2 separate regions of the Homo sapiens genome follow, and region 2 is linked to region 1. The links are chromatin loops, found by intact Hi-C in ENCODE. Cell type or tissue: GM12878. All regions are shown on one strand.

What was found. Hi-C counts contacts between places; a loop is a spot of excess contacts. Peaks named below come from ENCODE experiments on the same cell type or tissue, not always from the same donor. Only the 100,000 strongest peaks of a DNase experiment are listed, where the experiment ranks them.
Region 2: it touches region 1 in a loop (2.4-fold over the local background); 1 of 110 quality-filtered maps calls a loop at or near these places.

What each region holds. Positions count from the first base shown.
Region 1 is chr13:23,776,105-23,780,104 of GRCh38, reverse strand. All of the region lies in intron 16 of MIPEP (mitochondrial intermediate peptidase), which reads left to right. Among named protein-coding and RNA genes, the nearest start is that of PCOTH, 110 kb to the left of the region's middle. RefSeq lists enhancers at 2,422-2,471, 3,252-3,301. In GM12878, a CTCF peak has its summit at 1,615 (motif pointing right); a DNase peak (open chromatin) is centred at 2,714; H3K27ac peaks cover 3,200 bases.
Region 2 is chr13:23,708,032-23,712,031 of GRCh38, reverse strand. No RefSeq gene overlaps it. Among named protein-coding and RNA genes, the nearest start is that of TNFRSF19, 140 kb to the right of the region's middle. In GM12878, a CTCF peak has its summit at 2,286 (motif pointing left); a DNase peak (open chromatin) is centred at 451.

The DNA.
Region 1 (4,000 bases):
ACTCTCTTCAAAGCTGTCAGACAGGGACATTTAAGTCTGCAGAGGTTTCTGCTGCCTTTTGTTTGGCAATGTCCTGCCCCCAGAGGTGGAGTCTACTGAGGCAGGCCTCCTTGAGCTGAGGTGGGCTCCACCCAGTTCCAGCTTCCTGGCCACTTTGTTTACCTACTCAAAGCTTCAGCAATGGTGGGCGCCCCTCCCCCAGCCTCGCTGCTGCCTTGCAGATCAATCTCAGACTGCTGTGCTAGCAATGAACGAGGCTCTGTGAGTGTGGGAACCTCTGAGCCAGGCGCGGGATATAATCTCCTCGTGTGCCGTTTGCTAAGACCGTTGGAAAAGTACAGTATTAGGGTGGGAGTGATCCGATTTTCCAGGTGCCATCTGCCACCCCTTACCTTTGCTAGGAAAGAGAATCCCCTGACCCCTTGTGCTTCCTGGGTGAGGCGATGCCTCACCCTGCTTTGGCTCACACTCGGTGGGCTGCACCCACTGTCCTGCCCCTACTGTCCGACGAGCCCCAGTGAGATGATCCTAGTACCTCAGTTGGAAATGTGGAAATCACCCGTCTTCTGCGTCACTCACGCTGGGAGCTGTAGACTGGAGCTGTTCCTATTCGTCCATCTTGGAACTGCCCCCCCCATACACCTTTTTAAATGTATTTGTTTTATGGTTTTTTGTTGTTGTGAATGGGATGTTTATCCTCCCACCTTTTTCTAGCTGATTATCACTGATACATAAGGAAGTTACTTGTTTTCATTTGTTGATTTTTGTGGCTGGAAATTCTAATGAAAACATACTATCTTTGATACCTGCCACAATTTCGGGGTTTTCTACATACACATCACTCACAACATTTGTAAATAACATTTTTGCTGCTGCTTTCCAATAGCTGTACGTTTCTGTTTGTCCTCAGCTGATTCAATGGCTTGAACTTTCAAACTGTTGCTAAATAATAATAGAAAAGGCAAACATCCTTATTTGGCATGTTTCTGGTTTGACCTATGGTTTGAAAGAGTGCTAGTGTGTGTACTTGAGAGAAGAGAACATTCCAGGATAAAGAGTGGGCATATTCAAATTAACAAGAAAGGATTGAGAAAGTTATGTGTGGAAACAGGTTGTACAAAGCTGAAGCTCTGTGTGGAGGAGTTACAACATGAGTAGAGGTGGCTCCTCTGAGGAGAGTGAGATTAATCAGATATGATGGATAATTCAGGCATACTGTAGAGTGTGGTGTTGTAGAATCAGGTGAGCTAGGCGTGAGATCTTCATCAGTAAGATGGTGATATCTAAATCACAGGACTATGACTGAAATAATGTATGATCAAAGCACTTAGCCCAGTGCCTGGCACCCAGTAAACACTAAGCAGATGTCATGTATTATTATTATTATTATTGTCAGTATAATAAAATAATGTAGAGCTTGAAAGGGGAATTGAAAAAAACGGGTAATTGACATGATAAAAATGGTATGTATAAATAAAATCAGTTGCACATAGGATGTGTCAAAGCAAGAAAAACAAATAGACCAAAATTGATGGGAATCTGTGTGTTCAGCATTCTTTCATTAGTGAGTTTTGAGGGAGTCTCTGCTCCCCAAGGCTAGCCATTGGCCAGGCCACCAGGGGTCCCCATGATAATGCACAGCTAGTTGCTTGAGCATGGTTATGGTGATTCGTGCCCCCAACAGCCTTCCATGACCATATGTGATTATTAATGTGCTAGAATAGTTTATCTTGGTGTCTTGCACACATCATGATTTGTAATGTATATATTTAATAATTATAAAAGAAAGCAGTTATTTGCTTTCTTTAACATACATTATCTTCAAATTCCTAACTTAGTGATGATGCAATCATTCTTTTCACATGTGTATGTTTTTTTGTGTCTTGGGGAAGCTTTGAAATACTTGCTGATTTATGGAGAGTGAAAAGTGAACCAGACTTTCTCAGAACATTTAGAAAAACTCAGACACTCAAAAGCTAAAATCAAACAGTATTTGAAATGATTTATACAATTGCAGCCATAACTTTTTCCCACTTAAGCCAAAGTACGTCTAAACAATCCTTTCATACTGCTAAGTCCTTTAAATGGAAGCAATAGATGTCTATAAATCAAATGATAGTTTACATTTATTTCATAACCACTTTTTCTAACCCATTTTCCCTCTTAAAACTTAGTATGTCCTCTAAGAAGTTGAACACTCTGTCCTGATTGAATTTAAATGAACATGAATAAAGAAATACATTAAAATATTTTAGAGAATAATATGCTGCCACAGTTAGTTTAGAGAAGCACAGTACTGAAGGCAAGTAGAGTAACACTAGGTGCAGTGGAGTTTGCTTATTTGAAATAAGGTAATTCAGCTCTAAGCTCATCAGTAGTGAGTAATAAACATGATTACTGCAGTGGAGTCAATCTCAAACTAGTCTATTGGACTAATCCTTGGAATTCACAAAACACTCTAATCTTATTTTTTAATAACTTCTTATCTCAAAATAGTTTATGTTCGTAAGTTGCAAAGTACCTTTCACCCAGCTTCCCCAGTGATAACATTCTGTGTAACCATGTGTACCGTCAAACCCAGGAAATTAACTGTGGTACAATACTGTAACACAGTAATCTGAATTACTTTCACATCCTCTATTTGTTCATTATGATTACTTCAGAAATTCACTGTCTTTTATTTTCTAGGATGGTGCATCTCAGAATGGTTAGCAAAACATAGTTTATAAGTTTAACCTACAACCTATGACTCCTTTTGTTCTGTTTAGATGATAACCAGATTTTAAGTGCATCATGAAGACAGGAACAACAGAAGCAAGATCAGTAGAGACTTGCACATCACTGGGACTTGCCCTGCATTCTGATGCTACCATGTTAGAGAAACACAAATACTTTAAAGTGCTCAGAGTTGAGAGCCACAGCAGCCATTGCTGTGTTTATGGTCCACTTGCCCCATGGGTAAAGTCAGAATAAGCCACGAGATCACCCATCTTAAGCATTTTCACCTGCCTTTATATCCTTGACTTCTCTTTTTACTTTAGTAGCACTGATTTTTTAATCTGTCCTTGAACTGTTTACTCACTGGCGTTTAAGCATTTTGAGCAAACCTGCAGTAAGAAATGCATTTTACATTATGATCTATTGTACAGATACATGTATGTACATTTAGGTGTATATGTACATATATGTGGGAGTGAAACTGAAACAAAAGTACCACAAATCTAAAGTTACCCTCTGTGCTGTGCACTATATATTTTCTGTCCCATTTTCTTCTTTTTTTTTTTTAATGCAGGTCACAAGCTACTGTACAGATTTTACAAACCATTAGTAGATACTGGTGCACAGTTTGAAAAATCTCCATGTTAACTTATCCTGCCCAGTGATTTTGCTTATTCTACTTTCTTTCCCAAGTCAACCATAAAACCTTTTTCCGATAGAGATGTTTTAGAACTAAATTATTTAGAACACTAAAACCACAACTTTTATTTAATCCCACCACCACTTCTCCTCATGTGTGTTAATTCATTTGAATGACATCTTTCAGGATGGATGATATATACATGTACAAGACAGTGTGAAAAATGATACAATGCAGTGCTGTGAGAACACTATTATAAATAGAGAAGTGTTGAATTTTGCCTCGTGGAGTCAGAAATGACCATTAATCTGGGCTTAGTTGCTTCTGCTTCAGATTTTACCCTAGCTTAAGCCACAGTAGGGAGGAGGGAGTGAGGAACAGGTAAGGTATGATAGAAAGTGGTTAGAGAATATATTAGTCCTGGTTGCTTGATGATAGGGAACTTGGAACAGAAGGGAGGGGCTGTTGTTTGGGGGTTGAAAATCAGACTGGGATCAAGTCCTGAAGAGTTCTTTATGTCTGCTCAGAGGCTTATATATGACTGGGGAGGGAATAGGGAGGCCTTAGAGGTTTGAAGTTTGTAAGCAGAGAAGTGACATGAGCAGATATAAGCTGCAGGCAAAAAGTTAAGGTTTCAGTATG
Region 2 (4,000 bases), 68 kb after region 1:
CCTGGCTTCTTTTTGTGTTTTGGGGATGCAGGGTTTCACCATGTTGGCCAGGCTGGTTTCAAACTCCTGATGTCCAGTGATCCATCCACCTCAGCCTCCCAAAGTGCTGGGATTACAGGTGTGAGCCACCATGCCTGGCCTTCTTTTTTTTTTTTTTTTTTTTTTTTTTTTAAGACAAGGTCTTCCTCTGTAACCTAAACTGGAATAAAGTGGTGAAATCATACCTCACTGAAGCCTCGAATTCCTTGGCTCAACTTTTCCTCCCATCTCAGCCTTCTGAGTAGATAGAACTACATTTGTGAGTCATCAAACCTGGCTAATATTTTATTTTTTTGTTAGAGACAGGTCTTGCTATATTGTCCAGGCTGGTCTCGAACTCCTGGGCCCAAGCAATCCTTCTAGCTCAGCCTCCAAGGTGCCTGGGATTTCAGGCCTAAGCCACCACACCTGACTAGATTTGTTTCACTTTGACGTCTTTGCTAAGTCTATGGCTATAAATAAAATGACTATTCAATTATGACTAATGAGAGGCATGGGGAAAGCCAAGCCAGAGGGGGACTATCAAATTTTGTTTTTTCTATATATATTCAAATTATGATGGTATACATACATTGGAGTATATTTATGCTTTCCTGTAACAGTCTTGTAGGACCCTAAATGACCTGAATTTATCTTCGTAGATTGATTGGGAAAGGAGGAATTATTGAGAGACAGGAAATTGTGAAACAAGAAATTATTCTAATTCTAGCACTAAGATACCCAGAATGGCTTCTCATTACTAAGAATGGTAGAAAAACTCACCCATATTCCCTTCAGTCGAAATGATGCAGTTTTATTGGCATAATCACTACTAAACATCAATAGGTTTTGTAACTTTGGATTTGGCACTATTTTTCCATTCAGTGAGCATTTATTGACTGCTGTGCACCAGGAAAAGTCAGAGCTCTGCCTTTGCTGTGGATGAATGAAAATAACCTCTTTCATGTCTGCACTGTCTGTTAATGTGTATGAATATATGTGTCTGTGTGTGTGTTTCTGTCTTTTTACATGAAAGGGACTGGCAGCTTTAGACCTATTGCTGTTGTGAATCTTCATGAACCTATATTTTGCCTCTCTGCAGTGGACCCATCATTACTAATTTCATCCTTTTGCAACAACTGTTTGCATTTAGATAATTGTCAGCACTTAGCTACCAAGGTTACAGAAAATGTCAAGATTCAGAAGAAGATATACAAATTTTTTTTGTAAGGCCATGAATTAAAGCAGTAACACTTGTCTAGACCATTAAACAAGGAGATACATTTGTATGTAGAAAGTGACTGCCCTTGTGTCATTAGAGTCTCATGAACCTGTGACTATTACATTCATAAAAAAGTGCACTGTCTTAATTCAGTTGGTAGTTCTCATCATGTTTCAGGGATTTTAGTTGTGATGATTGAAATAGTTGCCTTTGGGTAGTTTGTATTCCTGTTTCATCAGAGATTGGCTGAGACTTGTCTTTTCTGTTTACATTTCTCTTGGACTTGTTTCATCTGCTCTTGTTTGCCATGGAAACCTGTCTGTAAATCATATATATACATATATATACACAAATACATGCATATACATATATACACACATGTATATACGTATACACACATATGTATATAGATATATACACATACACACATATGTATATAGATATATACACACATATACACATATATGTATATACATATATACACATATGTATATATACACATGCATGTGTATATATACACACTGCATGTATATACACACATGCATGTATATACACATACGTGTGTGTATATACACATACACGTGTATGTGTATATACACAAGTGTATGTATATACATATATACACACGTGTATGTGTATACACACATGTATGTATATACGCTCACACATGTATATACATATGTACATATGTACGTGCATATACACACATGTATGTATATGCATATATACACACATGTATGTATATACATATATACACACGTATGTATATACATATATACATATATATGTCTGTGTGTGTGTGTGTGTGTGTATATATATATGGCCATATAAAGTGTGAAAAAGCATGTTTGAGAGAGAATACCAAGGGTGTGGTCAAGTGACCATTTGCTAAAGAGATTACCCTGGATAGAAGGGAACCAGATGCTATTCAAGATAATGGGAGAAAGATCCTGAATACATTCCAGAGATCTTTGAGTCTTCCCCACCCATCACAGCCCCAGAGATCTAGGAGGGCAGAATGATTTCAGAGGATGGGCCTGGGGTGCCCTCCAGAGGCTTGCTGCCTAGAGCTGCCTTGGTCCCTGTTTCCCACATTCTGCCAAAGTGCCTGTGGATTGCCCCAGCTATGGCTCAGCTATTAATAGACTCAGATGTGGTTCAATCTGCCACTCAGGAAGGTGCAAGTAGTAAGCTTTGGTAACATTCGTGTGGTGTTAATTCTGCAGCCACACAGAATGCAAGAGCTATGGGGGCATGCCTACCTCCACCTGGATTTCAAATAATTTTTCAAATATTCTCTGGTGCCCAAGCAGAAACCTGCCACAGGGGTGGAGCTGTCACAGAAAGTCCTCACTAGAGTAATGCCTAGGGAAGCTGTGGGAGTGGGACCACCACCAAGACCCCAGAAGTGTAGAGCCACCAGTGTACAATTTCAGCCTAGGAAGGCTACAGGCGTTAGAATCCAACTCATGATAACTGCTCAGTGGACTGAACCCAGCAAAGCCACAGGGCCAGCTACCCAAGGCCTTGGGTGTCGAACTCCTGCCCCAGTGTGCCCAGGATTCAAGACATGGAGTCAACAAAGATTCAAGAAAATATATTTACTCAGTGCCTGGTTCATTGGTACCCAGTAATTCATGTCCAGGTTCAGTGGGAGGGATATGAAGCATGAAGAAAACTCTATAAAATAAATGTTCAAAGAAGTATTATAACTACACACAGGTGAGGTGCAGTGGCTCTTGCCTGTAATCCCAGCACTTTGGGGGGCTGTGGCGGGTGGATCACCTGAGGTTGGGAGTTTGAGACCAGCCTGACCAACATGGAGAAACCCCATCTTTACTAAAAATACAAAATTAGCCGGGCGTGGTGGTGCATGCCTGTAATCCTAGCTACTCAGGAGGCTGAGGCAGGAGAATCATTTGAACCTGGGAGGTGGAGGTTGCAGTGAGCTGAGATTGCGCCATTGCACTCCAGCCTGGGCAACAAGAGCAAAACTCTGTCTCAAAAATAATAATAATAGCTACACACAGATGAAGGTCATCTGTGTTGAAGTACAATGGCAATCTTACTGATGAGTCTTATTGTCTCACCTGGATATTTGCATTAAAAGACTGCTAACATTTGTAGCTGAAGCTTTAGTGCAGTTTGGTATGATTATTATGAAGTTAATGTTTCTGAAAATTTCCTTGAACTCAGAGCAACATATTCCTATATTCATTTCATAAACTTATTAAGCACTTACTGTGCATTTGCTACATTTTAGGAGCTAGGGATACAGCAGTGAACAAAACTGTCAAAACTCTCTAGCCTCATGGCATTTACATTCCAGCATACTGCGAATGACAAAAAACAAAGATGCTACATAAACTAGATGAAAAGGTAACTGCTTCTTTTTTCTTTTCTTTTTTTTTTTTTTTCTTTTTTGAAATAGGATCTTGCTTTGTTGCCCAGGCCGGAGTGAAGCTCATTGTAACCTCGAACTCCTGGGCTCAAATGATCCTCCCGCCTTATCCCCATGAGTAGCTGGGACCACAGATGCAGATGTATGTCACTACACCTGGCTGATTTTTTACTTTTTATTTTTTTGTAGAAACAGGATCTCACTATGTCTCCCAGGCTGATCTTGAACTCCTGGCCTCTCGTGATCCTCCCACCTCAACCTCCCAAAGTGCTAGGATGATAGATGTGAGCCCCTGTGCCTGGCCTGGTAACAACTTCTATGGGAAGAATTGGCGGGAGACTATAGAAGCTGGAGAAGTA